Regions from separate parts of the Mus musculus genome. Here regions 2 and 3 are each linked to region 1. Evidence: chromatin loops called from intact Hi-C (ENCODE). Cell type or tissue: heart. All regions are shown on one strand. Each heading gives the region's core, and the rest is flanking DNA. Links, peaks and the distances in the headings are about the cores only. Region 1 holds the start of Anapc1 (anaphase promoting complex subunit 1). Region 2 holds the start of Zfp661 (zinc finger protein 661). Region 3 holds the start of Vinac1 (vinculin/alpha-catenin family member 1).

The links. A loop is a pair of places that touch in the nucleus more often than their neighbours do. Peaks named below come from ENCODE experiments on the same cell type or tissue, not always from the same donor. Only the 100,000 strongest peaks of a DNase experiment are listed, where the experiment ranks them.
Region 2: a loop joins it to region 1, with 7 times the contacts of the local background. A loop is called at or near these places in 2 of 42 quality-filtered maps.
Region 3: it touches region 1 in a loop (2.2-fold over the local background); 6 of 42 quality-filtered maps call a loop at or near these places.

Annotation. Positions count from the first base shown.
Region 1 is chr2:128,682,383-128,692,269 of GRCm38, reverse strand. Anapc1 (anaphase promoting complex subunit 1) reads left to right here and starts at 4,875. Exons shown (of 48, transcript NM_008569.2): 1 at 4,875-5,117; 2 at 6,210-6,446; 3 at 7,607-7,768. The coding sequence starts at 6,234. It overlaps Gm39931 (a long non-coding RNA gene), which reads left to right. Exons shown (of 5, transcript XR_001783466.2): 3 at 2,478-2,563; 4 at 2,823-2,892; 5 at 4,251-4,453. In heart, for the core only: no CTCF peak of the experiment used is centred there; a DNase peak (open chromatin) is centred at 4,869; H3K4me3 peaks cover 2,045 bases; H3K27ac peaks cover 1,757 bases.
Region 2 is chr2:127,580,247-127,590,133 of GRCm38, reverse strand. It overlaps Zfp661 (zinc finger protein 661), which reads left to right and starts at 5,457. Exons shown (of 5, transcript NM_001111029.1): 1 at 5,457-5,504; 2 at 8,588-8,658; 3 at 9,111-9,237. The coding sequence starts at 8,626. It overlaps Mrps5 (mitochondrial ribosomal protein S5), which reads right to left and starts at 2,708. Exons shown (of 12, transcript NM_029963.2): 1 at 2,649-2,708. The coding sequence starts at 2,706. In heart, for the core only: CTCF peaks have their summits at 2,736, 5,174 and 5,373; DNase peaks (open chromatin) are centred at 2,943 and 5,433; H3K4me3 peaks cover 3,302 bases; H3K27ac peaks cover 2,344 bases.
Region 3 is chr2:129,060,155-129,070,041 of GRCm38, reverse strand. It overlaps Vinac1 (vinculin/alpha-catenin family member 1), which reads left to right and starts at 4,133. Exons shown (of 11, transcript NM_001370941.1): 1 at 4,133-4,905; 2 at 6,813-9,176. It overlaps Ttl (tubulin tyrosine ligase), which reads right to left and starts at 4,095. Exons shown (of 7, transcript NM_027192.2): 1 at 3,739-4,095; 2 at 1,109-1,187. The coding sequence starts at 3,895. In heart, for the core only: no CTCF peak of the experiment used is centred there; DNase peaks (open chromatin) are centred at 3,481 and 4,111; H3K4me3 peaks cover 1,932 bases; H3K27ac peaks cover 1,428 bases.

The DNA of each region.
Region 1 (9,887 bases), core at 542-8,541:
TACTGTACTGAACAACATATGCATGAAACTGTTAATATGTATAGTTTCTTGGGAAACTTGGTGTTGTGGATATAAAAGAACCCTTCTAGTTATTTATTTTTAGATTTAATTATTTGCTTTGATATATTTGTGTGTGTGTGTGTCTATCTATAAAACAGAGTCTCATGTAGCCCAGGCTAACCTCAAACTCACTAGGCAATGCTGACAATGACCTTAAACTTTGAATCCTCCTGCTTCCACTCCCTAAAAGCTGTGGTTACAGGTGTGCCCCACCATGCCTCCCCCACATGAGAGTCCTTCTGGTGTCCTAGGAAGAGCATGAGAAACGCAAGTGCCTGAGCATTACAGTTTGTTCTTGCAAAACGAGGTGGGTGTTGTACGATTTCATGAAACTGGAAGCAAAGTGAAAATTCCCTTGTCCAGTGATGTAGGTTATCTGTCACACAGGTAAATGTGGAGGCCATTTACCTCCACATTTACATGGCCCAGCAGTTGAGAGTATACGCTGCTTGTGACCTGAGTTTGGTTCCTAGCACCCACTTCACAAGCATCTGTGACTGCATCTCTAGGACACCCTTGATACCTTCCCTCGTCTGGCCTAATGCAACTGTTCTCGCTCACACATATCCCATCCCTGTACACATAATTAACAAACACCTCAGAGAAAAAAAGAAAGAAAGAAGCAAACAGAGGAACAAAGAAGGAAAGAAAGAAAAAGAAAGTGAGAAAGAGAAAGAGAGAGAGAGAGATGTATTATGCAATGTGATACTTCATTAAATACAGTTGTACAGTAGTAGGCCAAATTTTTGCAACTGTTGGTGTATTCTGACTGCATCATATATCATACTTCATAGCATGTGCTAAAAACCAGACTGGAACTACTAGGCTGTGAAATCTGTGTGTGGTGATGGGGACGGTGATGTTAGATAGTGTTTTAAAAAGTCTCATATTGGGGGCTGGAGAGATGGCTCAGCGGTTAAGAGCACTGACTGCTCTTCCAGAGGTCCTGAGTTCAATTCCCATTGGTTCACAACCATCTGTAATGGGATCCAGTGCCCTCTTCTGGTGTGTCTGAAGGCAGCTACAGTGTACTCATATACAATAAACAAACAAACAAATCTTTAACAGTCTCAGATCAAAGGCTTTGGGGATGGCTCAGTTGGTTAAAATGCTTGTTGTACCAGGTTTGACCTCAGCACCCACCTAAAAAGTCAGGTGTGGTGGCTCATGCTTGTAATCCCAGCACCAGGAACACAGAGACAAGAAGATCCATAGAGGTTAATGGCCACCCAGCCTAGCCTAACCAGCTATCCCCAAGTCCTAAAGAGAGCCTGTCTCAAAACACAATATGAATCGCAGATAAAGAATGACACCTAAGCTGACCGACCTCTGGTCACCTATACATCTGAATGCACACAAACATTTTTCAGATCATCATGGCTAACTGATAAAGCAAATACTAAAGCAGGTTAGAGGGTTCATGGGGAGAAGAATTAGCATCCACGATGCTTTGGACACCCACAGGGTTCAGGTGGCAAATCGTCAGGAGTCAGCCCAAGTGTCTAGATTCAGCTGGACTACCATGAGAAGTGTCACAAGAAGTTCTTTGGCACATTTCTCTCTATGAAGTGAAGACCAGCGAATACCTCATTCCCTCTCAAGCATCCACTGTAGCAAAACATCACATGCCCTCTCACATGTCTGCTTCAGCGAAATATCCTCTCACAAGACAGCTTCAGGGAAAACATCACAGCACACAGCTGAGTTTCCAAAGAAACCAGACATTTCTACTTCAGTATATGTGAGTGTGTGAGTGTGTGTATGTGAAAGTGTGTGTGTTGAGTGTGTGTGTGTGTGTGACAGTATGTATGTAAGAATGTATGTGTATATGTGTGAGTGTGTGTATGTGTGTGTATGTGTGTGTTAAGTGTGTGACAGTATGTATGTAAGAATGTGTGTATATATGTGTGAGTGTGTGTAAGTGTGTGTGTACACAAGCCTGCACATTGTGTGAAGAAGCTGCTACTGAGGGCTGGACAGATGGCTCAGCAGTTAAGGAAGCTTGATGCTCTTTGAGACCTGAGCTAGCTTCCCAGCACCCATAATAGAACTCTGGCCTCCACATGAGAGCCATCCCCCTGCCAGCCCCCACTTCCCACTCACACACCCACATACACACCACACATGCAAATAAATGAAAACGAATAAATAAAATAGAAAAAGACTCTCATCCCAGAAAGAAGCATTTTTATTTTTAAAAGATTTGTCTATATTCATACTTGCATATAAATGTGTTTTCATCAATTCCACCCCATCCTCCTCTCCAAGTTCTCCCCTATCTCTCCCAACACCTTTTCTTGAAAGTCATTTTTCTCCAGGGATGCATCCCCTGAGAGGCTATCCATGAGCCAGTAGATGGTCCCACATCCATGCACATGCAACTAAGTGGACTCAATGGATATTTTTTTAAAAAGCAGGCTCAACAAACCCTGGGGGAGCAAGCCATTACATCACACCTCTCTGTGGCCTCTGCTTCAGTTCCTGCCCTGACTTCCTGAATGAGGTAAGACAAAATGAACCTTTTGGCCTATAAGTTGTCATTGGTCATTTTATCACAGCAATAGGGAGCTAACTAAGATAAATATGTTAGAGAGGGACAATCAGAGTAGGCCTTGCTGTCATATAGGCTGAAACCACAAAGAGGCACCCTAAGAGATTTGCTCAGGGAAAGGAACGTCCACCAATGACAGTTGAGATAACCTTTTGTAGGGGCTCCCTAATTCTCAAGTTGAACAGCCAGCTATGTGTTCTGTGTTCCTCAGGGTGACCCAAGGATGAAGAGTACTGGTGGTTAGCCCTGTTTGGAGAGAGGATGAAGAAAAGAGGACAAGGGTGGGTAAAGAAGACAGAACAAATATTGCACTGGCTGCACATTACAACCAAATGCCACCAACTTGCAGACGGATGGATGTGCCCTCTCAGTCATGCCGTGTATTTCCTGACAGGTTGTGCAGTCAAAAATTCAATAGAACAGTCTACAGGAAAGAGAGAGAGAGAAAAAAAAAAGGACAACATACAAGGGTCTCCTTCCTGTTTTGTTCTTATTGGCTGTTAGGTCCCAAAGGAATTCAGGACAAATGGTTAACTGAGGTGCCTATTAACATATCAGGCTCTCCCAGCACCACTAGTGCCTGGCTCCTCTCAGCACTTCTCATCCACCCACCCCAATCCTAAACCTCTCTAGCTCCACAGTTAGCCTCCTTTCCCCCAACCTCCCGACTCCTCCTTATATAACCCCAGCCATTTTGGCCACAGGTTGTCTTGATTTCTGGCTTTTCTCTTGGTCTTCATTCCCTTGGTCCTCTTGGCTTTGCTCTTGGATCTCTTTTGCTTTGCTTGGGCTTCTCTCTTTTCTTTCTCTCTTGTCCCCTTTTCCTCCTCAATCCTCTCATGGCCTGGTCTATTCTGCTGCTTGTGTTCAGTCCAGACTCTTCCAGGAACCTCTGGCTGTTCTCTCCCTCATATTCTGAGACCCCGACTTAGAGCGTTTCTCCCTGGGAGGTAAAGCCCCTAAAACATTCCCCCAAGTTTGTTTTCCCTGATCTCTAAAAATACAGCTGGAAAGAAGCTCTTTGTTCTCTATAGCCAGCAAAAAGCCATTTTGTTTCTATACCTTACAACCAGAGATGCGATAATTGTAATTTTACCAAGGACACCCGGCAGAGAAGAGCTGTAGCCCAACTCCTCCCAATTCCTCAATATCTACAATAAAAACCTCCTCAACCATATCTAGGAGTGGTCACGTCCTTGTTTTCATTCACCGACCAGTTTGTTCCCTATCGGTTTGGGTTTCTAAGTACGGCCTCTTCAGAAGGCAATCCCCATCTCCCTCATCCTAGGCTGGCAGTGGCAGAAGATATCATAGACTCAAGGAGAATGACAATGGCTTGGTTGCTCAGAACACAGTGGAGAGTGGGGTATCCTAGTCCAAGTGACTCCTGGTAGGGTTGATGGGGTTGTAGACAAACTGTGTGATGGGGCAAGAGGTAGAGGGTAGAGAATGGAAGCAGTGAGATTGACAGGCCACTTACGTGTGCTCCTTGTTGGGTTTTCTTCTGTTTGTTCTTCCAGATAGCCTAGTGTGTGATAGAAAGGCCTTTGTAGGATAGGGAGGTTTTGCGGGGAGGAATCAAGAGGTCGGAGCAGAGCATGTGGAATATGTGTTAATTTGACTGTTTTTGATTATCCAGGCAAGCGAATTTCAGCTAAGCAGGCATTCCGCTCACCAAGTTCTAAGAGCAAGCCTTCCTGTTGCAGTGCAGCTTCAAGCTCTGAAGGATGGCGTTCCAAGAAAAGGGATGAGAATGAACTAAAATAAATGTGTATCACAATAGACAATTACAGTGAAGTTATCAAATTCCAACAAACTGAATTTTGGAGCAAAGAAATGGACTGGAACTCTTTATTCTTTAGGCTATGATAGGCCTCACCATTTTTTTTTTTTTTTTTTTTTTTTTCTTAGCGATGACGAACAGTTAACGGACTAAAGCCCATCTTGGGTGGGGGTGTGTGATTTCCGGGTAGAGAATTTTCCATGCAATCCTGAGAAAATGAGTGGTCTCCCTTCCGCTCCCATTCATCAGCCAGGAGGCACACATCCCCTTTTGAGATGAGAAGGAAACTCAACCAGCTGGGAAAAAAAATTACCTAACTTAGCTCAATTGAGAAGGTAGTTCAGGATCTTAGAGATTTGGTTTGTTAAAGAGGTAACGTCGTTAAGTGACCGCCTTCGCTATAGGCACTTGCACAGACACCTTTTTCAACTGCGCAGGCGCTAGGTCCTCTCCGCTGCCGCGCGTCCCCAGCCTGGCTCTGCCCTGGCGCGAGGCAGGTCGGGAAATCCAAGATGGCTCCAGCCATTTGAGTTGTTCGCAAGTCTTTGGTGTCCCGCTGCCGCCCATTCTTCCTCCGGCATCCGGGAGGGAAAAGGGATGAGAAACTGGGGCGGTGAGGAGTCATCGTGACGGTCCTGTCGCTGCTCTCGGGCCTTCGCGGCCCTTGTGCCTCCGGGGAGCAGCCGGGGCTCGCAAGCGCCTGACGCGTCCCGAGTTATTCAGGTGCGGGCCGGGCCGGGTCGGGCCGGGCCGGGTCGCGCATCGCTGCGACTTGGTGTTGGAATTTCGCTGCACCGGGTGCCCCAAGGGCTGAGCGCCCCGGGGCTGGCCTTGAGCTCCTGCTGGGGTGAGAGGAACCCCAGTATCAGACTGGGCTTTCCGGGTTGGCCCGACGCGCCATGAGCCGATGCTCCGGCCGCTACGCCGTGGCGCGGTTCACTCAAAAGCACGGAAAGCCTGTTTTTGTAGAGACCCAGCTCAGGGTCCCGCTGTTTGCATATGTTCCTAGTAACCAGTAATGACAGTTTTATTTCTAGCATGTCAACTCAATGCTTTTATGTGGCCTGTAACGAATAACACGTTTAACAACTTTTGGAGAACTGTAAAAGTATTAAGTATGATGTCTTTGGGTTAAAAGGCATCTAACTGAGAAAATGATGCTATAAAAAGTTATCCTGTAGGTTCGTTTTAAGCTAAAAGGGAATGACATTGCATGTTTGCATGAGGAAACGTCGGGTAAAGTTGCAAGTTCTTTAATGTTGACTGCTTTGTTGAATAGAATTTGGAAAGGCCAGCCACATTTTGATAAGCCCCTACTTTTCATAAGGCATATGTGTTTTTCAAGTTCTGTTCTCAATATTGATTTTATTTCTAGGAGGTGAAAAAGAAACTTGGGCCTGTTTTTTGGCGTAATCATTTCAGGAATGACGTTTAAGTCACAGCAAGGAAGATTTTGTAGCTATAGAGGGCTTCGTATAAACTAGAGGCTTTCAGATTGTTAAAAAAAATGATGCCAACAAGACTTTAGATGAGAGCTTCAAGTCAAATTTAGTTAGCAGTTGTTATTCTTAAGTGCCATTTCAAACACTGAGGGTTATAGTGCTGCTAACAAATGCTGTTGTAGAGGTTTCCTCAGAGACAAAAAGGCACATACTATGCCACAGAATGTTTGAATGTTAGTTATCTTTACATGCCGTGTGTCGAAATGTCTGTGAGGTGGATCCCCATGTTTCTGACCTAGCTCCACTCGGGTCTCTGTAGTAATAACTTAGTTTTGACTAGAAGGCTGACAAGAATGCGTTTGGATTCACACAGAAATAATGTTCATATTTGGAACCCATGTCGAACTTCTCTGAAGAAAGGGCAACGATGATTGCAGCCGGGGATTTGCAGGAATTTGTTCCTTTTGGCCGAGACCACTGCAAGCACCACCCTAACGCTCTGAACCTTCAGCTTCGTCAGCTGCAGCCAGCCTCTGAGTTATGGTCTTCTGATGGTGCAGCTGGCTTGGTGGGATCTCTTCAGGAGGTTACAATCCATGAGAAACAGAAGGTTTTATTAAGATTCTCATCATACTTTTGAAATTTAGAATGAATACCGTGCTAATATAAAGCTGCCTATATGCATGTGAGAAATAAGTGTATGTTGGCACTTGGTTAAAAGCTAATGTTTGGTCATTTCAGTCAGTGCTGAAATATGGTGCTGCCTACATAGGCATGCTGTGTAACTTGTAATGAGAGTTGAGTACTTTAATCATGGCTCATTTTAAACTTTATCCTCACTTCAGATGTGGGTAATCAGGTTTTATACTCTTTGGTGACTAAATGCCAGAGGTTAGAAGTGGTACCTGCAACACATGTTTCTAGAAGAGGGTTGATGTCACATAAGGGTGTTAGCATAGTAGTACTTTCTATTTTGAGGTGGACCTTAGTCAGTAGCCCAGACTGACCGTGGAGGTTTAAGCTGCCCCTCTCTTCTGCTTTACCTAGTCTTTGTATTTGCCTTTGAAATTAAATCTCTTGGAATGTACATAGATAGATAGAAATCAGAAACTTTTTAGCTTCTATTCATCTTATGTGTGGGACAAGGGGAAGAAGATAAATAATATATTTGCAGCTGTGAAGCAAGGAAGTCCCCCCATTGAGTCCTATGTGCACCTGTCTATTTTATGCCTTCTACATACATTTAATACCTACTTTTAGTTTCCCTTCAAGCATGGGTTTTATCTTATACTCTATATGTAAGAGATACTTTTTGTGTGCCTGCGTTATTGGCAGAGCAATACTAGGAACATAGAAGTATAAAATAAAGTACTTCTTATAGAGAATTTTTGAGTCAGTTTTTAAAAAACCTGCCTGCTTGTATGTCTGTGCACCATGTGTGTGTAGTGGCCATGTGGGCCAGAAGAGGGCTCAGATCTCTTGGAACTGAAGTTATAGACAGTTGTGTAGGTGCTGAGAATCAAACCCCAGTCTTTAGAAGAGCAGCCAGTGCTCTTAACCACAGAGCCATCTCTCCTACCTCTCTTAACTTATCTCAAGAGTCCCGTGATGTAATGTGCCCACTTTGCTAATTCACTCATTGTGCTCACCTATGTATTGCAATCCTTGTAGGAGTTAGTCTTGGGTTGAGTCTTAATTTACAGGCAAATCTTGCTTCAAACTACTGAAAAAGAAGAAGTGCTGAGCATGTCCTGTGTGTTAATTTTTAAGGAAAGCTGGCAGTTAAGAAAAGGTGTGAGTGAGATTGGAGATGCAGCTGACTACGATGAAGAGCTCTATGTGGCTGGGAACATGGTTATCTGGAGCAAAGGGAGTAAAAGCCAGGCACTGGCAGTGTACAAAGCGTTCACAGTGGACAGCACTGTCCAGCAGGTGAGTTTACTGAGTTTGCACAGCAAACAACTGTTAATATAGCTGTTTGGAAAAGAAGTTTGAGTTTTAAAATGATAACAAATGACAACAACAGTGTAACAATTGTAGCAGCTGGTTGTACATTATGTCTGGCAGGAAAGTAAGATTTTCATTTTATCCATCATGACAGTGTCTCTGTAGCCCAGGCTGGACTGGTATTTGAGATCCCCCTGCCCCAGCCTCTGAATATGACAGGCACCTATCACCGTGTTTGGCTTATCACATTCTATATTTTTTGGTTATGAGCCTAGCCTTTAATTCCTGAGTCATCTTTCCAGAATCTTATCACATTCTTCACATTATTCTTTGCTTAGTTGTCTTAGTCAGGGTTTCTATTCCTGTGTAAACATCATGACCAAGAAGCAGGTTGGGGAGGAAAGGGTTTATTCAGCTTACACTTTCATACTGCTGTTCATCACCAAGGAAGTCAGGACTGGAACTCAAGCAGGTCAGGAAGCAGGAGCTGATGCAGAGGCCATGGAGGAATGTTCTTTACTGGCTTGCTTCCCCTGGCTTGCTCAGCCTGCTCTCTTATAGAACCAAGACTACCAGGCCAGAGATAGCACACCCACAAGGGGACCTCACCCCTTGATCATTAATTGAGGAAATGCCTTACAGGTGGATCTCGTGGAGGCACTTCCCCAACTGAAGCTCCTTTCTCTGTGATAACTCCAGCCTGTGTCAAGTTGACACAAAACTAGCCAGTACACTGGTGATACAATCTTTTCTTTTTTCCTTTTTCTTTTCTTTTTTTTTTTTTTTTTTTTTTTTTTTGAGGTAGGGCTTTTCTGTATAGCCTTGGCTGTTCTGGAACTCACTCTGTAGACCAGGCTGGCCTTGAACTCAGAAATCGCCTGCCTCTGCCTCCCAAGTGCTGGGATTAAAGACATGGGCCACCACTGCCCGACTATTTATTTTCTTTCTCTTCTCTTCTCTTCTCTTCTCTTCTCTTCTCTTCTCTTCTCTTCTCTTCTGTTCTTCTTCTTGTTCTTCTTCTTGTTCCTCCTCCTGCTCCTCCTTCTTTTTCTTTTCTTCTTTTTTTTTCTTTGAGACAAATCTCTACATAGCCCTGGCTGTCTTGGAACTTACTCTGTAGTATAAGCTGACCTTGAACTCACAGATCCCATTGCCTCTGCCTCTTGAATGCTGATATTAAAGGTGCACCCACACAATCTTATTTTTATTGCTATTATTTTTGTAGTACTAAGGATTGAGTTTAGGCCCTTTTATATGCTAGGCAAGCACTTTTATACAGACACACACACACAGCATTGCAAATAATACTATTTTAACACTAGTTGTGAGACGTAAAATTTGTTATCGACAAAAAATATGTGAGATGAAAAATACCTTAAAACATGATTACTATAATTCATTTCCAGATATTGAATACATAAAAAGTATTGGATTCACAGTGAAAGGAAATTCAGCCTGATTTGCTACTATTGTAGTAGTTGTTGGGATCATTTTCTGAAAATTGATAGAAGAAATTAAGTACTTACTATTTCAGGAAGACAAATAATTTATCACTGTTTGATGAAGGAAACTCTTATTGAAGAATACCAACCTATAAATGTAAAAGAAATGGTAGAAGCAGAAATCATCTTGTAGTTTCTAGTGTGCTAATGTTCAGGCATGGTTGTAATGGTTATTACCACAGTTGCAGAAAAGGATAGTACATGACAGCAGGTATTACATTTGCTAAGTTTAAAGAGACAAATGAATCTTCTCTTCAGAATTGCTTCTTGTTTCTAGTAACCAAATGATTGGGTTCAGCTTAACTTTTATGTACTCTATGTAGTTGTAATACAGGGAAAAGACTGTGATTTCTACTATATTTTCTTTTGAGAAATATTTAATGTGAATATTTAGATTTAGCATTCAGTTTATAGTAAACTTGAGATCTAGGAGTGCAAATTCCTAAGTAGCATGAGATTTGAGGAATGGCTTGGCTGTTACTCAGTGACGGCTGTGTCCAGAAAGATGGTTAAGCTGATAAAGGCACTTTCTACAAAGCCTGACAACCTGAGTTTAATCCACAGGACCCATATGCTGGACAGAGCGAACTGACTCCTTCCTG
Region 2 (9,887 bases), core at 824-8,823, 1.1 Mb after region 1:
GTCTGCCTCTGATCATCAAAAACTAAACCAGACAGAGGCCAAAGGTCTATAAAACTCGTAAACAATCACAACCTTGGACTTGGCAGTGGTTTCTTAGATACAACACCAAAAGCACATGCTACCAAAAGGGAGAGGGGGAAAACAGATGAATGAGACCATCAAAATTTCAAACCAATGTGTTCAATGCTAGAAACAGCTTGGCGGCACAGCTCTTGCCTGATGTGCACTAGGCCCTGGATGCTCAAAAACAAAAACCTGTGTTTCAAGGAACACTATTAATGTCAGGTATACTAGTATATCCCAGCATTTGAGAAGCTGAGGCAGAAGAATCACTGTGCGTTTGAGGCTAGACTACATTCATAGTGAGAACCTTGGCAGGGGAGGGGGTCTTAAAAGTTAACATGCAAAACTCTTTAAAAAAAAAAAGTTTATGCACAGTGCACATGCCTTTTATCCTAGCCTGGAAGCAGAGACAGGCTGACCTCTGTGAATTCGAAGCCAACCCGCTCTACATAGTGAGTTTCAAGATAGCCAAGACTACACAATGAGAGCCTGTCTCCAAAAATACTTTTTTTTCTTGCAGATTATATATCTGACAAGAGACTTATTTCTAGAAAATGCAACGAAGTCTTCCAAATCAAGAATAAAAAGTCAACCCAAGTGACAATGAACAGGAAGTAACCTGTTAGTACAGGCTCACAGACCCTGCTATGAGAGAGACTGGAACAGGAGGATGGGAAGTTCAAACCCAGCACCGGGCTAGAGAGTGATTGCAACAGCAGCCTGGGCAAGCTGTTGAGATATGTCTCAAAAAACAAAAATTTACTTCTTGTTTCTGTGATAACATATCCAGGCATAAGGAACTTAAGGGAGAAAGGGTTTATTGGGGCTCACAGTCCCAGAGAGATTCAGACCACCATGGAAGAGAAGTCATGGCAGCAAGCAGTGAAGACATGGCGGCAGAAAACCACATCCACACCCCGGAAGCAGGTGATCAGGCGTGGAAGGCAGGTGATGAAGCTCCCTAGCCCACCTCCACAGACTCACTACCTCCAGCATGGCTCCGGCTCCTAAGCATCCATAACCCATGGCTCTACCGACAGGATCCAAGCCTTCTAACACTCGAGCGTGCAGCTCAGTTGTAGAGCATGTGCCTAGCATGCACACGGTTAGATCAAGTGTTTCCCTCTAATCTAGGAAATTCATGGTCAAGAACCACACAATCAAGTTACAGGCGCACACAGACAAAAGATTTGAACAGATATTGCTTCAAGAACATACACACATGGCTATTAAGCGCATGGAAACGAGCCCATTAGAAATCAAAGCCACAAAATTAGTATATCGTCACAGCTTGGTTCTCTGAACAGGACAGACAATAACAAGTGCTGGCAAAGAGAAACTGAAGCCCCTACACAGTGCCGGTGGAGCTGTAAAATGGTACAGCTACTTGGTAGTTAGTTCCTTAGTTAAACACTGAGGTGTCACTTCAACCAGCAATTCCACCCAGGAAATACCCACAAGAGGACGGACATGTGCACAGACAGAAGCACAGCATCCAAATGTTTTAACATCAGTCCTAACAGCCAAAAGATGGAAACGGCTCAAACGTTCATCCGCCAATGAGTGGATAAACAAAATGTGGTGTAATGGACACAAGAGTATTATTGGCTCACAAGCAACATGGGACTGGTATGTCACAGCAGGGACAAATCCTGACAACACAGCATTATTGGCAGATGCCAATCGTAGAAACCAGATGCCCAGAACAGACAAGCTATGGACAGATGGGAAATAGATCAGTAGTCTCCCAGTGTTGACGGCTAGTGAGAGATGGCGAGGGGTGGGGGCAACAGTTAAAAGGTACAGTTGTTTTTTCTTTTGGAGTGATGAAAATGTTCTCAAACTGACTGTGATGATAAATGCACCGTCTACAAAAACACTAAAACAAAACCTTTGAAGTGTACACTTTAGATAGATCACCTGCGAGCGCTAGTGAATGTTACAACTTACTATGGACAGAGGCCTTAATGAGATGGTTTCAACGCCGGCAAAACAAACGAAGGCTCAAGTCACATACCCTATCAAGTGATTTCAGGTTAAATATTGCAACAAAATGAACTTTCTGGACCAGGACCTTGAGCACAATGTCCAGCGCGAAGCTATTCCTACAAGCCAACGCCATGCTAGAGATCGGCACACAACTGAAAAGGGCGGCAGGAAGACGGTGACAGCAAAAGTATATTCTGGCAAACGGATCGGCCCAGACGCTAAAATGACAGCTAGTTAATCTAACAGACTCAGTAAGAGTCTGTTAGACTTTTTGCTGGCGGCACTCTGACTCGAGACAGGGATTGACATCACCCTATGAACCACAGACTATGCTTGCTACATTCGCTCCTCCTCACAGAGTGGGCCTGAACGGTCTCCCTGGCCGAAAGCACACTGCCCAGTTCACTCCTTATACTCTCAAACGGCGCGACCAGAGAGGGACAGAAGGCGCGCAAGGTCACACAGCCGGCCGGACCCGAATGGGAGACTGAGATCAAGGACTCGGCGACTTCTCGCGTTCCTGGAGCCTAGACTCGACAGACCCGAGGGAAAGACCCCTGCTCGCGCGCGCTTTCGGTCCGGGTCCCAGGGCTCACCTGCCTGCAAGCTACACAATGCAGGGAGACAGCCTGCAGCGCGTACGGCCGCCGCCATGCTGGAGCCGGAGCAGCGACTCCGCCTGTCTCTGGAACCGCCTTCCTCACCGCCTGCAGCAACGAGCTGCGACCGCGCCTTGTCACAAGTTCGTCGTCAGCGCAGAGAGGTGTGCTGAGGCTCGAGGGCCACCATTCAGCGCACACGGAAAACTGCCCTCGTGGACCACAGAGGAAACTGAGTCAGGCTCAGCCTCGGACAGCTGCTCAGGGGTCCTCGCGCTAGGACCCCGGGCAGGGGCGGGGCGAGGGCGGGGCTAGCTCTGGGCTCTTTTCTCTGATAGTAGCCTAATGGATCACATCTCACCAGTAGCAGGCTTGACCTGGCAAAGTCAGTTCTGCGGAACCGGGAAAGAGTCTGGGAACATCGGGAAGGAGCCCGGGGGTGAATGAGACAAAGTGTGGGAAGTCCGTAAAGGCCCAAAGTTTATTAAACATATGTTGCCTTTGTTGTGTATTCATGGTACAGGTTGTTCACACACAGTCATGTTCCAGCCCGAGGCCACGGGTTTTACCCCACCTGCTCATGGCTTTACACTATCCATGCTTGCCCAAATGAGTCACATATGATGGTTCTGGACTCCTCCCCTGAAACTTTAAGCCTGCAATAAACTGTTTCTGTGTTGCCCTGGTCATGGTGTTTTGTCACGGCAATAGAAAGTAACACAGGGGCTTTCTTCATTAGCTTCTTGGGATTATCATTTAAGGCTTCTACCTTTCCTGAGGGCAGTGGTTGTTGGGCAAGCCACATTTGCTACCTAATGTCTTGGTCATGATTCGAAACACCTGCAGTCTCTGAGCAAGTTCAGAATTGCTTGTGAGAGTGCCTTGGCTACTTTGTAAGTCTTTGCAGCACAGGCTGGGGAGGCTTTAGTTCATTCAGTAAGGATATCCATGAAGACCTATAGGCAGCTGAAGACGTGGCAAGACTTGGTAAACTATGTCCTCCAAATCTGTCACAGGTTCGTGACCATGTCTGAGCACATACCATGCAGCCCCCAAGAAACTCAGGAGCAGACTGGAAGAATCATTTTCCTGAGAAGAGGTGATTGTATGTTTCTCCTGACCTTGTCCAACCAAAGTATCACAGGGCTCTTTTACAAGCTCTCTGGGAACATAGTTGAGGATTTCTGTATGCAGCCATCCTTCAGAATTGCAGAAGAACCCTTTCACAGCTGCCCTTTTCACTGCCTTAGGGGCAGACCGAGGCTTACAAGAGATCCATGAGACTGACAGAGGCGAAAGGGATCAACAAAAATTAGACAGCAGTGCTGAGACCTTGGCAGCCTAGTGATATGATTTATTCCCTCTACTGACAAGCCACCCATTTAGTGCCCCCTGTAGCCGACATAGCAACACTGGAGAGTTTCTGGATGCCATGCACGAGAGACAAAACCTGTGGTCAATATTTGATGGGACTGCTCTTGGAGTTCAGCAAATCACTTTCCTTCCAGAAAGCAGCATGAACATGTAACATCCAGAAGGTAGGTATTTACTCAGTAGAAAAATTTACTTCTTTACCAATTCTAGGTTCTATTTAAGAAAAACTGATATTGGAGAGGTTTAATTGATAGCCAAAGAGATCAAGGTTTTAGGAAGGGTGTACAGATAGTAATGGGAGATCAAAGAGTCATTGTCAGTCCCTGGAGATACTGGGGTCATCTTGGGTTTCAGGATCCAGTTGTTCAGACAGGTATGGTATGACCATTTGTGACCACCCAATGGCCAGATGAGAATGGGTATCAGCCCTGCTTTTTGGTAATGTATAGTTGAAACAGCCCATCCCTTTGGAAGTCCCAGTGCTGGAGCTTTCTTAAGCCTATCAAAAGAGTGTTCCTTAATCCCTCAATTACAAATGGTATGGGCTTGGGACCCTCATTTAATTTCTCATGACTGGCCTGGCTATTTCTTTAAATATTGTAATTCATATTCTGCAGTATCCAGTTAATTCCAGAAAAGCCAAAACCTGTCTTTTGGTTCAGAGAGGGGGCAAATCCAGATCTCATAGTACCAAATGAAGGTTGCCTTTTTTTTTTTTTTTTTTTTTTTTTTTTTTGCCTCACAAATTGAGAATTTTCCCTAGAAGTTTTGCTTCCTTTTTGAAGTTTTGTAGCCTTTTTGAGCTTTTGAGATACAAAGAGGCCAGGTGGGGTGATGCACACCTTAAAGCCCAGGTCTTTGGAGGCAGAGACAGGTGGATCTCCAAGTTTGAAGCCATCCTGGTTTACATAGTGAGTTCAGGACACAGAGAGAGGGGGGTGGGGTGGGGAATGGACTGAGCTACAACGTTTAAAGTCTGTTGTTTGGCTGGTATCCTCTGAAGCAGTAGGTAGAAGGTCACCCTCATTCAGGATTACAGCTACAGAGTTGGGTGTAAATTCTCCGACATGCTACCAAATCTGGGATTAAACCTACACCACGAATTCTTGATGGAAGACTGCGACAGGTATGTTTCTGGGCTCATGCATCTGGGATAGTCTACTGAAAGAACGGGAACCCTGGCTTTCAGAAAAAATAGGTACACTGGCAAACCGGAAACGAACTAGAAATCGAACTTGTGCTGTTTAGGGTCAGAGCCTGGTCCTATCCGTTTCAGCACCACAGACCTGGAGTGCAACCTTGTGCAGGATTTTACCCGTCATCTCACGGCGCGCCGGCTATTGATGCTTCTGGGAAGTGTAGTTCATGCAAAGGCAACACTATGATTGGAGCTCAGAGGCCGAAGATCTTCGCGCAGGCGCACTGCCTTCCCGACACGAGGCGGTGAGTGTTCGCAGGTTCCCAGTACTCTTGCCAAAGGTGAGGGTTGCGGGTCTAGGTGTTCAAGAAGCCGAGTGGACGCGGTGGCGGAGGAGACACGGGGACACTGGGCACTTGGGGGAGGGTTAGTGGGCGTGGCCTGTGTGGACAGAGAGTCTTCCCTTCTGGTGTGTGTCGGTTCCGTGGGGACAGTGTCCTCGTAGGGTATGTCCACTGTGTGTCAGAATCCTGTACTTTCAAGTTGGAGATCCCGGTCTTCCTTTCGTTCCTTCTTTCCATGATGGGTGCTACGTGGATGTGGATGGTACCGACGCTAAATCTGGGAGCATCCACTCCATTCTCTCCCAAGTCCCCTAGAAAACGTCTCCCTTTGCTTCAGCTTCTCGCCCTGAGCCTGCACCGGAATGTCCTGGTGTGAGCATAGGGTGTTCCTGGACGATACCGGATTTGAGGTGAAGAAAACCCCAAAGGAAATCGCAAATGGCTTTAGGCAATTTTAAGATGATATTGACTGGAGTGCACTGTTAAGGAATAGTGGGAAATAAGGGTGAAGGGACTATACTGCGGCCAGACAAGACCCACAGTATCAGAGTAAGACCCACCAAGCACGATATTTTGTGCGTCTCAAATGAGGTCAACATAAACAAAATTTTGAGAAACAATTCTAGAGGTTGACATTCTGACCACCGTTAAATCGAACTAGCACAACTTCGTTCCAACCACCAGTAAGTGTCAGATGTCTAGAAGTCCGTGGGATGGCCAGTTGTCTGTTACTCCATTGAAGTTGTTGGCAATTTACTAGTGATCTTTTCCCTAGTGTTCTTTTTACATTTGAGATACGATCTTATTTTGTAGCTTAACCTGGCGTTGTGTTAAGCCTTAGCCTTCCAAGTGCTAGCATTACGGGTGTATATCACCATAGTTCTGTTTTCCGTGAAATTTCAGTCACGCGAATCAAGCTTCCCGGGATGCTGGGATGTGTTGCAGGTAAAGATCTGCTTAACTTTATGGCTATCTTTCAATGAAAGTAAATTATAACAGAATTAAAAGCTTCCAGGCAGACTTTTCCCAGTTCCACCTCAGCCTTTTACAAAGCCTGACTCTCTTAATTGCTGTGAAATAGTGCCTCTCTTATTGATGTATGACGATGGAACTAAATTATCTTTATAGAAAGCACTCAGCATAGTGCCTCATGAGAGCAAGCACTCAACGCTAGTTATGGTGGAGTTCCGTAGTGCTCCAAGTGTGTCTAGCCGCTGGACAATAGATTATTTAATCAAGTTGTCTGTCATAGATGCTTAGGAGAGTCCAGATTTTGGTTGCATTACCTAAAGATTAAATAGGATATGTGTAATGTGCTTAGGAAGCTGGCTGGCAGATAACTTTCAATAAAGATAACGTGTTAGTGATGGTTAATTAAAGCCGTTGTAACTATTCTCTTATACTTCTTAAATAAATTCTCGAAGAGAATTGGCCAACCTAAGAATGTCTGTGTTTGAAGGCTCTTGCTACTTGTCCCAGTGATCTTCCTAAAGAACTTAACTAATGAGGACACAGCTATGCTGAAATCACCCCTTGCCCAAAGCACCTTTTGATGTACTCTGACCTCTGCTGGTTTCTCCGGTTTCATGTTCTCTACGGTGTTGCTCACAAGTGACTTTCTCCTATCTAATTTCAGTAGTAGTTCTTGATGTGATAACGATCTGCCTCTATCTATTCAAGACTCCAGGTCCTCCCAGCCTGTGAAGTTTCGAGCACACACACACACACACACACACACACACACACACACATCAAAACTGTAGGTCCCAGATGTGCAGAGAAAGCTGCTGCATTTCTCCCTTGACCTCTTCCGGCCTGGGCTAAGGCAGTGCTGAGATTGCAAGCACACACCGCCACACCCCATCAGTCTTTAGTTAGACTCTTCATTGTGAGAGAGTGAGATCCAGTTAGCTAACTTAAGCAAAGGGAGGTTGAAGAGGGTAAGAGTCTTCTGGAAATCCAAGAATAAGTAAAGCTGCAACCGGAGCTCACTTCTCTCCTCGGGAAGCACCGGTGAGCTCCAGCACTTCAGCACTAATGGAGCCGCCACCACATCCATTGGTTCTGTCTTCCAGGACTCTGCTCCTCTGGGCCCTGTGACTACACAGAACCTTCTCCTAGCTTTTTGACTCATCTCCTGCATATTGTCCCAACGTTTTAAAATTCATGTTCACAAAGAAGGATGTCATCTTTTCATACCAGATCATATCTGTCGTAGTTTTTGTTGACTAAATACAAACTTAGGCACACTTGGGAAGAGAGAATCTCCACTGAGTTGCCTCCGTCGGCCTGTTAGCATATTTGTGTGGGACATCTTCTGAATTGCCAGTCGATATAGGAAGACCTAGCCCACTGCGGATAGTGTCACCCCGGGAAGGTAGGCCTGGGCTGTGTAAGTAGCTGAGCAAGCCAGTAAACAGTGTCCCTACACAGTCTCTGTTTCAGTTTCTGCCCCAGGTTCCAGCCAAGGCTTCTCTTGGTAATGTGCTGTAATCTGCGACCCATATGAACCTGTTCTTCCCTGAGTTGCTTTCATCCAGTGTTTCCTTAGAGCAAGAGAAAGCCGACCGGGATGTGCCTAGTTACACACTCAATGCTCAGCTGTGATATGATCAGTCTGGTTCTGGAAGTGAGGTGAACAGTCTTACAGTGTCGGATGGATGCTTCATTAGCTGGAGCTGTAAATGGGATGCTGCTCTGAAGAGGATACAGAACTTGTTTGTCTTATCCATCCAGTCGTTTCTAAAGTTCCTTGCGGTGTTTGCTCAGTAAGCATTCAGGGTGATATTAAATGTGAATATATAAATATCACATGACTCTCGCTATATTCTGATTCCTGGGTTCTGATTCCTGGGAACAGAAATCAATGCGCTGTGGCTTTAATATCCATAGCCTTTGTTCTAACTCTGGACTGAGCATGGAGTGCTCTTGGCCTTGCTTGGTTTACTCTTTGTGAGGTGATGGGGATGAAGGTGGCTACATTGCACTCACTGGTGTATGGAGGGGCCTTGCCACGTGGGTCAGGACCCCAGAAATGCTCATTCTCATATCTTTTCTCCCCCACACTTTTTCCTCACTAGGACTCTTATCCTTCCCTACCAGAGCAGCATAGGAGAGAATGGCTGCCGTGTCTCCGCCTACCAGATGTCAGGTGAGGTGGACTTGTTTTGCTTCCAAAAGACTGTTATTGGTTGCCAAAATGTAGTTAGTTTCTTTATCCCAAGTGTCTTCCTTCCTAGTCCTCTATTCCTAGCCCAGTGAAAGGCTCCAAAACAAGGTGACCTTCAGTTCCTTGAGCCTGCGCTTACCAGCCTAGGACCAAGCCCAAGACACCTGTAGCTGTTGTTCCACGTGATCTTCCCCAAAGCTGACAGAACAGGTCACCTGGAGGTCATCTAGGATCAGTGGTTCTGTCTTGGCTGTCCCACTGGTGCGGCCAGTTATGGACTGAGTGAGAGCCCCCATACATCAAAGAGTGCTGGGTTAGGCTGGAGTATATGTTGCTTGCTATAAAACACTGAGAGTTAGACCCTGTCTCATGAAAAACAAAACAGACAACAAGAAAGGAAAGGGTTGTAAGGGGGAGTATGGTTGTATTTTCAGGCATTGGTGACATTTGAAGATGTGGCGGTGACTTTCACAGATGACGAGTGGAAGCGTCTGGTACCCGTGCAGAGGGCTCTCTACAAGGCCGTGATGCTAGAGAACTATGAGAGCATCATCTCTCTGGGTGAGCATCATCTCACTGGGTGAGCATCATCTCACTGGGTGAGGAGGCTCCCTGTGAGGAGTCAGAACTCGTCCTGAATGAGTGTGAGGCACATGAGCTGCGGATCACTACCCACCTGAGTTCAGAGCCACCTGGCAGACAAAAAGAGCCAAAGGAGATGGCTTTAGATGCACAGATCGTGAACCCAGCCCTGGACAGATCGGCTGCCCTGATGTTAACAGCACTAGGCAGCCACAGGCCTCCCTGTTCAGCAACTTGTTTGACAAAACAGAAGGCAATCTAGAGGATAGAGCAGAGTATGTAATGTATGTGTAGATCTGGCTTTCCGGAGGCAGCAAGTAAAATCGTTACTATGTCCAGGTCTTCTCCTGACATGCCAACAGATCATGTCCTTAGTTCCATCTGGTAGAATAAGGAGCCATCTTGGTGCGAGGAGATATTGATCCCTTCATGGAAGCCAGAGGAAGAAGCTACAAAGATGTGGCCCTGTGAACAGGAGAAAGGTTATCAGAGATATGCTTGATTTTTGAGTATTTGTTTTATTGACACTACCTATAAATGGCACTTTGTAGTTATACTTATGTGACAAGGGGAAATTGAGAGCTGTTGTCGATGCCAGCTGTTAATGAGGTAAAGTGAAGTACCCGTAA
Region 3 (9,887 bases), core at 719-8,718, 380 kb before region 1:
GTGCCCCTTTACCTGAAGGCTATTTGACTACTCAGAATGCTTATGAATTACAGAGAAAGCGTCCAGGAGACCTACCATAGCCCTGATCTTAGGGACAAGACTGAGAGCTTCCATCTGAAAATGACAGTAATAAAAGCAATGAGACTAAGTAGTTACTGCTATTACACCCAGAGACCTTACAGCACAAACACCCACGAGGTCCCAGGCCCTTGTGCTGCATCCACTCTTGCACATCACCTGGTTTAATCCTCATAATTGCTTTACGAGGGAGGTATTCAGGCTTAGAGGGATAAAAAGATTTGCCCGTTAATAGGATTCTTCAAAGAGCTGAGAATCACCCCAAGCTGTTGACCCCGGATCTCAGTCACTGTATACTACTGCTCAATTCTACCTTATAGTACTATCCTTGTACTTTCTAGCCACACCCCTATGGGCTCAGAGAGGGGTGGTGGAGTGACCATGTGGCACTCTGAATATTTTCTCTGGGATCACTAGCTGCTTGAGAGTCTTCTAAGGAAGGCTTGTACATTCTTCTCCAGGGACCAGAAATGCCTGGCAACTTATCCCACAGCCCGCCGCCCTTTCCCTAATTACAAAGGATGAGGAAGTTTCTAGACAAGCAAAAGCCAAGAAAAAAATAGAACTGCACCTGACTGACACTGTAGCAGATGCTCAGTCACTCTGCTTCAAGATGTGACAACTCTGAGGTGTCTGTCATCCATGTCAGAACACCAGGGGTAAACTAAAACCATTCCTATGCTTGGCTCCTACCTTGCCCTGCCTTACCCTGCCCCCTTGACTACAGATGGGTTTGCCTTGAAAATTTTCCAAGAAATCACTTACACTAGAACTCCCTCCCTGAGAGCCAGTCTCTGCTTCTAGGGAGCCTCACCTAGGAGACGCCAGGCTTTAAGAGATACACAGCAACACCTTAAACTGAAATCAAAGCAACTTAGAGGAGGCCATAGCCCTGCTATCAGTTGGTTTTAAAGCAGGAAAGGTTTTCTTTTTCCTTATAATAATCCCTCATCTTGGCTTAAGTGCTTCAGGGTGGAAGCTAAACCATTTATATAAAACACCAAAAATGGAGGACTTCAGGAAGACTTACTTTACTAAGGAAGCTTTGCGGCACAGTTTGTCCGCCCCCCGGTAGTAATTCACCAGCTGTGCCAGCCCAGGCTCGTGACCTACAAGGAAAGAAGAGACTCAGAAGAGAAACAGCAGGTGCGGAGTAACAATGTCAGTAGCAGAGTGTGCAGGACACATATGTCATAGCTTCCCTGTGTCTCATGTCATACCCAGCTTCCCTGTCTCTCATTTCAGGCTGTTTGTCAAGCATGGAGTACTTTTGTTTCTCTGTCCCAAGGTTCCTTTCCCTCTCAGTATCTACTCCCAATACTGAAACATTAATACTGGCCTGCAGGTCAGCTGTGATGTGGCTCCCCTTTTTTTTTTTTTTTTTTTTTTTTATTATTAGAAGAGCATTGGGTATTTTTCTATCTCATATCTCGTTGGCCCTTAGCATAGTCCTCTCTGGGCTTAACATACATAAACTTGTAATCTGTTGAGCAAGGCTACTTGACTACAGCCACACCTCCATCCCAACATCACATTCTCCAAATATCAAAGAAGGCAGCAGAGTATAGGTCATCTACTTTAAGGAGCTTCTAGAAGCCACTAAGAAGTGAAAGGAGGTAGTGGAAAGGCCATCAGAAGCTCTGAACACTTCTTCACACGATCCCACCAGGAGACATTTCATTAGTTCTTACTACAGAAACCCTTTTAAAACCACAACTGGAGGCTCAGAGTGTAGCTTAGCAGTACTGTGCGCATCCTTGGCATATATGGGGGCCTTGGGTTTAATCCCCACCTTGGGTTCAAGCACCACAATGATACAATGAAATAAATACAGATAAATGATTAGAAATAAAAGGATACAACAAAAATATGTTTTATTTAAAAAAATTAACCCCTAACAAAATGCTTTGCAACAAAAAGTAAGATTTTAAAAAGACTTTGAGTTGGGTGTCAAAGGTAACAATAATTAATCCAACCATAGCACACAACCAAATCAGAACTTTCAGACATTATCTGGTTTGCACAATCTCCCTTGGGAAGACAAGCCCAAGTCCCTGTTGACCTGGTACCTTCTCGCCCTATTGGCCCCGACCTTTCAGCGCCTGAACATGACTCTCCGTGCTTTCTCCGTGGGTTTTATGCAGCCCACTTTAGACAAAAAGAGAATCCTCCCAACGGCAAGGGATTAGAACCATTTTATTTAGAGAATACATCTGTCTTTTCCATAAAAATAAAATGTGCTGGTCATCTGCTAAATTCATGTTGCCTTCTCAGGCCTGGGATTCCAAAGGGTTTCTATCTGTCAGCACACTGACAAGGCCAGTCACTCCCACACCAGGCTGGGAGAGCCTTTTGGTTCTACCTAGGTTCTTACCACCAGGCATTGTCAGGTGCCAGCAAGGGAAGCAGTAAAGTTAGGAGAAACGACCCAGTCAGCCGCTCCTGTGCTTCTCTCAGGGAACTTAGTTTTGAGGGGCTTTCTTTGCTGAGCCCTTCCGGAGGAATCTGCTACCACAGGACATCAGTTTCTAAGCACATTTTCTAGTCTGTGACGTCTGAGTCTTCCAACCACCACTCCATGGAGTCGCCACGCTAGAGTATAAACATGTATAATAATGAAAAGTTGTCCCTGAACTAATTCAGTAAGACTAAGCCTTAACAAACTTCATTCCATAAGCCATCATAGCTTGCTGTGGCTATAATGTCACCCAAGTGCCCTATGCAAGCTTGCCAAATTGCCTGTTAGTTCCAAACAAACTGCTTTCCGTTTAGCCTCATCCACCGCTGACCACACCTATGTCTGAAAAAAACCTCTCCTCTTCAGGACACGGGACACTACTTTCTGGGGTGTTTGCTAAGGTAGAGATGCCCCCCTCCTCTTCTGTCCTTGAAATACAAATGATCCCACCCCCAAGTGAAATTCTGGAAAAGAACCAGACACCCAGAGAGAGGCAAGCCCTCCCCAGATGACTATGTAGTGAAGGGACCATGAGACCAGGTTCAAGTCTGTGGGATGCTAGTTGAACCCATTAGGACAACTTCAAGATTACGTCATTTAAAAGGGAGTTGCTGTCCCTTCCTACATGAGAGTACGCGAATAGAATGGTACCAAGCCAGTTTCGCACATGTGGATGAGGAGAGCAAAAGTCACCCAAGATCGTGTAAGAAAACATCACTAAATGCAGCTGCAAATGTAAACTTTTGGTGCAGCTAAAGGAAAGGTCTGAAATGGAACAGCTCCCCACGCTCCAGCTTCCCTGGAAGCTCCTGCTTTGGGTAAGTCAGTGAGTTTTCTCCAAATTCCCTGCCGGTTCATCTTGGCCTCCGGGTAACCCAAGCCTCGGCGGTTTCAACTCCCCTTCCACGCCCACACCACACAGAGCTGAATCCTAAGTGGCGGAAAGCTGCAAGATGACTGATGCGGGCCCAGGGAAGCAGGGGAACCAGGCCGACACCCTGAGTGCGGGTATAGGTCACTGTCAGCAGACAGGGCAACCGCACCCAGACTCCGTTCCAAATCCAGCTACGGGTTTAGGTCTTGCTAGACCCATTTTATATCTGCTAAGGTGAGCTCGCGCCTAGGGAAGATTAATGACCTTAAAAAACAAAAGCGCTCGCTCTCCGATTCATGCGCGCAGCGGCCACGAGGGAAGGGCTCACCTAGTCTCCCGAAGGGCAGTCGGTTCCTCTCCCCCAGCATCAGGTTGAACCTGGGGTTGTCTCGCCGTAGCCTCTTCCAGTAGCCGGTGGCCAGCAGCAGCCGGGAGACCTCGGCGTAGACGCTGCTATTCTCGTCGCGCACCACGAAGGTGTACATGGCGAAGGGCAGCGCGCCCCGCAGCCGCTACACGAGTCCAGGGCACGGCGGCCCCGCGTGCACACTGCCCCAGCCTCAGCCTCAGCCCCGCTGTCGGTCTAATTCCAGGGCCGCGCCTCCGGATTACCCTAGTGTCTGCCCTGGGCGCCCGCGCCACCGCCCGAGTGGCGAGCGCCACCCGGACGCCGCGCCCACCCCCAGCGCCCCGCCCACCGCCGGCGCCCCGCCCACGACCGTGATTCCGCGCGGCGCTAAGGGCAGGTCTGCGGGTTGCGGCGGCAGGAGCTCCCAAGCAGGGCCCACCAGGGCCGCCCCGCCACTCAGTGTGTGGCCGGTGACATGGGTCTCAAGTGTGGCTGCAGTAATAGCAAACTGCGGTGGAGAGACCAAGGGAAATAATTCCAGCTGCGCCATAGCCCGCCAATATCCCTTTCCGCCCTCTGTCTGGGTCTTCCACCAAGTTCAAAATCAGATTTGGTGGATGAAACAAAAGATCCAGGCATGGGTGTAGCTCAGTTGGTAGAGTGCTTGCTTAGCCAGCACTGAGCTCTGGGTTTGATCTGGGTGCGGTAAAATCGGACACATGTCAGGAGCCATAATGGGACAAGCTAATAACTAGCAGGTGATCATCCTGAAGTAGCCTGCCTTGGATTATTATATAATCTGCGACAGTGAGCCCTCATTAAGCAAGGCTATGAGGGACTCATTTTAGGAAAGATTCCTGCTGAGATAGAACAAAGGCTGTATTGCTTAATCCTCCCCTGATAGGCTACAGGTGTTAATCGCCTAAGCCAGCAAGCAAGCCCTCAGAAAGAGCAAGAAAGTTTTTAGGACTTTTTAGAAGTTATCATCAGCATTTCAGTATAATTAGAGAGCTAGAAAGCCCCAAGACCCTCAGACGTTAAAGCCATCACCAGAGTCCTTACTCTGTGACTCCACTGCTACCCCTGGCCCGGGCCAGGAGGCTCCCAATGTTCTAATTTGGCACCCGAACAGCGACATTGAATAAGGTAAGTGGACACAGATAGGACTCTTAACTGGGTCTTACAAATCCATTGGACAAGGAGTGTGCAGTTAAATTGTCTTCTGCCATCAGTAGAGGCGGATAGTTGGGGCCATCAGTTCCTGGTTGGGTACCATCAGTGCCCATGTTAAGCCAGGAGCCATCAGCTCTGGCTTTTATTGCCTGCTGCCATCAGCAGAGGCTGATACTAGGTGCCATCAGTGCCTAGCTGTTCTGTTGGAAGCTATCAGCACCCGTCTTAGGTCAGAAGACATCAGTTCTGGGTTGTGTGCATTTCATGGGTATCTCTCAAGATGGGACAAAGTGAATCTACAGATAGAGAGTTCTTTACAGATATTAATAAGTATACTCTTAAGAAAAGAGTCTTAGCTGGGCAATGGTGGAGCACGCCCTTAATCCCAGCACTTGGGAGGCAGAGGCAGGCGGATTTCTGAGTTCGAGGCCAGCCTGGTCTACAGAGTGAGTTCCAGGACAGCCAGAACTATATACAGAGAAACCCTGTCTCGAAAAACTAAACCAAACCAAAACAAAACAAAAAACCCGAAAGAAAGAAAGAAAGAAAGAAAGAAAGAAAAGTCTTTAAGGTTAAAACTAGCCATCTGACTGACTTTCTTCAGTTTGTACAGTCAGTCCCTGGCTCCCAGAAAGGGGAAGTTTAGATGTGGATACATGGAAGAAGTTAGGGTTAGATATTAAAAACTGGTTTATAGAGAATGGAGGAAAAGGTGTGCCCCTTACAGCATTTGCTCTTCGTTTGCTATTTGGAATACACTTGAGGAAACATTAGCAGATGACAGAAAGGCCTTAGGCGCCCAAGCAGCATCAGATTCACCTCATGAGCAGACTCCATTACTACAGTCTCACTCAGGATCTAAGAAAAATGTTTATTCCTCAACAGAAAAGTCTGAGAAAAGTAGTTCAGGAGAGAGTCGTGGTGAATCAGAAGAGAAAAAAACCAACCTCAGAGGAGGAGTCTGACTTCTGAAAAGAAAGTAACAAAATATCACAAACACAAGTGACCCTTAACAAATGTAAACATTGAAGCAGCTACTCTGCTGGTGGAAGAACAACTTCAAAAAGGCCACATTGAGTCTTCCACTAGCCCTTAGAACACTTCAATTTTTGTTATTAAGAAAGAAATCAGGCAAATGGCGACTATTACAGGACTCTAGAGAACTAAATGGCACCATGGAAAGCATGGGAGCCCTTCAACCTGGGTTGCTGTCTCCTTCTGCCATTCCCAAAATGATAATGTTATTGTTATTGATCTTCAAGATTGCTTTTTTACCATACTGCTGTGTCCTTGTGACCGTCAGAGTTTTGCCTTTAGTTTACCTTCACCCAACCTTTAAAGGCCATACCAGAGGTACCAGTGGAAATTCCTCCCCCAAGGTATGAAAAATAGTCCAACTCCTTGTCAGAAATTTGTGGATATTGCTATCCTGCAGGTCCGTAAAATCTATTCTGACATTTATCCTGTTCATCATATGGATGATATTCTACTTTCTCATAAAGATAGAGCTTAGGTACAAGAGACACTACGATTTTTAGCTGAGCGGTTAAACTTATATGGACTTCAAGTGGCTTCAGAAAGGGTTCAGATTCGACCCCCATTCTCATACCTGGGTCGTGTTATTCAGACAAAACTTGTTTCTCCTCAGCCCATTCAACTCAGGGTTGATCACCTAGAGGTAAAGGGAGATATGGTTACTCCTTATACTGCAGACCAACATAATATTTTGTCTTATGAATTTGAGCAATGGCAGATTGTACAATTAGGATATACTGGGACCTATTCTTATCACTTGCCTAATCACCCCTTGTTATATTTCATGAAAGGGCATCGAGTCATCTTTCCTCTCAGAACTAAATCAGCTCCCTTGCCTCCTCCAGCAGCAATGGTGTTTACTGATGGCTCGGCTTCAGGGCTGCTTTGATTTTTGATGGCAACAAAGAATCTTTCCCTACACAAGAAACTTCTGCACAGCAAGTAGAATTAGTAGCAGTAATTGCTGCCTTTAAAAGACTTAAAAATAAAACCTTTAACTTATGTACAGACTCCCACTATATTGTCAGATTATTTTCTTATATCGAGACAGCTCTACTGCCATCTAGCCACTCCACAATCTTAGCTCTACTTTCAAAACTGCAGGTGTTATTTCAATCTAGAGAGTGTCCTTTTTTTGTAGGACATGTTCGAGTTTATACAATGCTCCCTGGTCCTATTCATGAGGTTAACTGTATGGTTGACACTCAGACAAAGGTTGTTGCTCTCTCAATGGAGGCAGTAGAGAGGATAGTTCTTAGCTCTGAGGCAAAAGGTATTGTTTTGAAACAACTGGCCTTTGAGAGTGCTACATCCACTTGTCAATCTCTTCGAAAGACAATTTAAAAATCTGGAAATGTATTTAAAGCATGTGCTGAGGTTGCTAGTTCATATTTTCAAGGTGTACCCATTACAACAACCTCACAAGGCCAGAGCACTGTCCAAAATCTTACTAATAAGGGCAGAAAACATTTAATAAATCAGGCTTGGCTCGCAAAAGTTATTCAAGTAAGAATTCTGGACTTATCAGCAAACAACATCCTGGCAAAGCAAGAGGTGCCATAAATTTTAATTCTCCTGGCCCCACTCAAAGCAGAAATCCCACTGGGTGTCACTGTTGTCTGAAAGGGTACGACAGGCGTAAGGAGCGCCAGCCACACTGACCTTCACAGAAATGGCACTGCCTTATCTGGTGCTACTGTAATCCTTAATAATACAGAAATTTTATCAAACCAGGGAAACTGTGAGGCACCTACCTCAGACCCCTCAAACAAGAGAGGTAATTCAACAGCCTCAGGTGACCAATCCATTTGTCAAAGAAGGACTGTCCAACAGCTGCAGGGAGCAACTCCAGGCAGCACAGGGCTGTGCCTCCACAAAAATATTCACTCACGGCTTCTCCTCAAACAGGTTATCATAACTTTTAAGATCTTAAAAGAAATTTTCCTCACACAAGAAACATTTGCACAACCAACAGAGCTAATGACAATAGCCATTGTCTTTTTTGCGACAGGGTTTCTCTGTATAGTCCTGGCTGTCCTGGAACTCACTTTGTAGACCAGGCTGTCCTTGAACTCAGAAATCCGCCTGCCTCTGCCTCCCAAGTGCTGGGATTAAAGGCGTGCGCCACCACCGCCCGGCGCCATTGTCTTTTAAATGTGAAGGACAAGCCCCTTTTTAAAGAATGTTTTACAGCTGTTGTACCGTTTTTTTTTCCTTTTTTTTTTAGCCCCAACTTTCAGAATTACAAGTCTTACTTCAATTTAAAAATTGCCTTTTCTCTATTGGACATGTTCAAGTTCATTCTATGCTTTCTGGTCCTATAAATGAAGGTAAGGGTTAGTTTCTTAACAAAAGCTTGTTGCTTTCCCTACAAAGGTAACTTAGCATGATCTCACATGACAAATCACCATAGCGCTCAGAGAAACTGCTCCTGCATTCCTGCAGAGCTGTCAGCTAAGCTTGGGAATTAACCACTGATGAGCCTGTGCCCTTGTGATTTAAAACAGACAAATGTTACAAATACCTGTCTTTTGGAAAGTTAGCCTTTATTCCTGTACGTATGTACACTTAATTCTCATTGCTATTTATGTCTTTTCCTAACTCGGGAAAACTTCCAAAGATACGATACAGTATTTGTTTCATTAGTTTATAATACCAAGGGCTTAATGTCTTTGTTTAAACTTACAAAGCCTTTTAAATTTGGTGTTTGACTCTAAGTTTCTCATATTCCACTGATATCCCCTATAATTCACAGGGACATGCTATTGTAGAGTGAGTTCATCAGACTTTTAAAAGATATAAACATCTGAATTAAAAAATGAAATAAAAAAAATGAAATCATAATTATTCATCTCCTTACAATACTTTATAAAAAATAGTCCATTTTTAAAAACTTTTCTAGCCCCTAACAAAATAAAGACCTACTAAGTGGATAATTAAAAAAGACTGGATTTTTTTTTGGGAGAAGCCCTGTTTCTACATTTACAGGACCCTATAGATGCCAGACCAGCTGATTGCGCCAGTCCTTCTCCACGGACAGAGGCTTCCAAACCTGCCCCTTCCGTGCCTACTTTAGAGCCAACATCATCTGCAGACTCTCCACTGGCGCCAGAGACCCCAGCAAAAGAAGATACTGAAAATATGGTTCCTGATTGCATCTGATTGGACTTTTAATTCTATACCCAGGGGATACAGGGGATATAAAACTGGTAAATATAAATCTGTATGTATCATTTCCTACCAGAATGCAATTTGACCAATTATATAACTTTTCCATGAGTCATAATGCTTTTCCTCATTGTATGCTAGCTACCTTATGTTTTGTCACCAATTGCTTGCTCACAGATCTGATATAATGCTCTTGCTTTGTTTGCCTTGGTATATACTGTTAGTTCTCTTTCATGACCTAAGAGATTTATAGTTGAAGTAATCTTAGACATTACAACCTTAATTGCTACTTTAGGGTCAGCTGCAGCTCCTGCTGCCTCCCAGCCCAGGTTCACACTGCTAATCATGTTAATTCCTTGACAAAGAATATTCCTTAGCACTGATCACTCAGGGCAGAATAGGTAGAGGTTTGATCATGCAGGGTAGAATAGGCAGAGGTTTGATCACTCAGGGTAGAATAGGTAGAGGTCTGATCACGCAGGGTAGAATAGGTAGAGGTTTGGTCACTCAGGGTAGAATAGGTAGAGGTTTGATCACTCAGGGCAGAATAGGCAGAGGTCTGACAGGTGACAGTCAATGCTTTAGAGGGAGCCGTCCTTTACGTAGGAACCGAGGTTCAAAGATTTAAAACATGTTTAACTACCTCGTCTCATGCCAATTTTAAATGGATTTGTGTCACCCCTCTGTCCTACTGTGGGTCAGAAATGCCCTAGGAACAGATACAAGCACCTCTACGTGGTGTGTGGAACAAT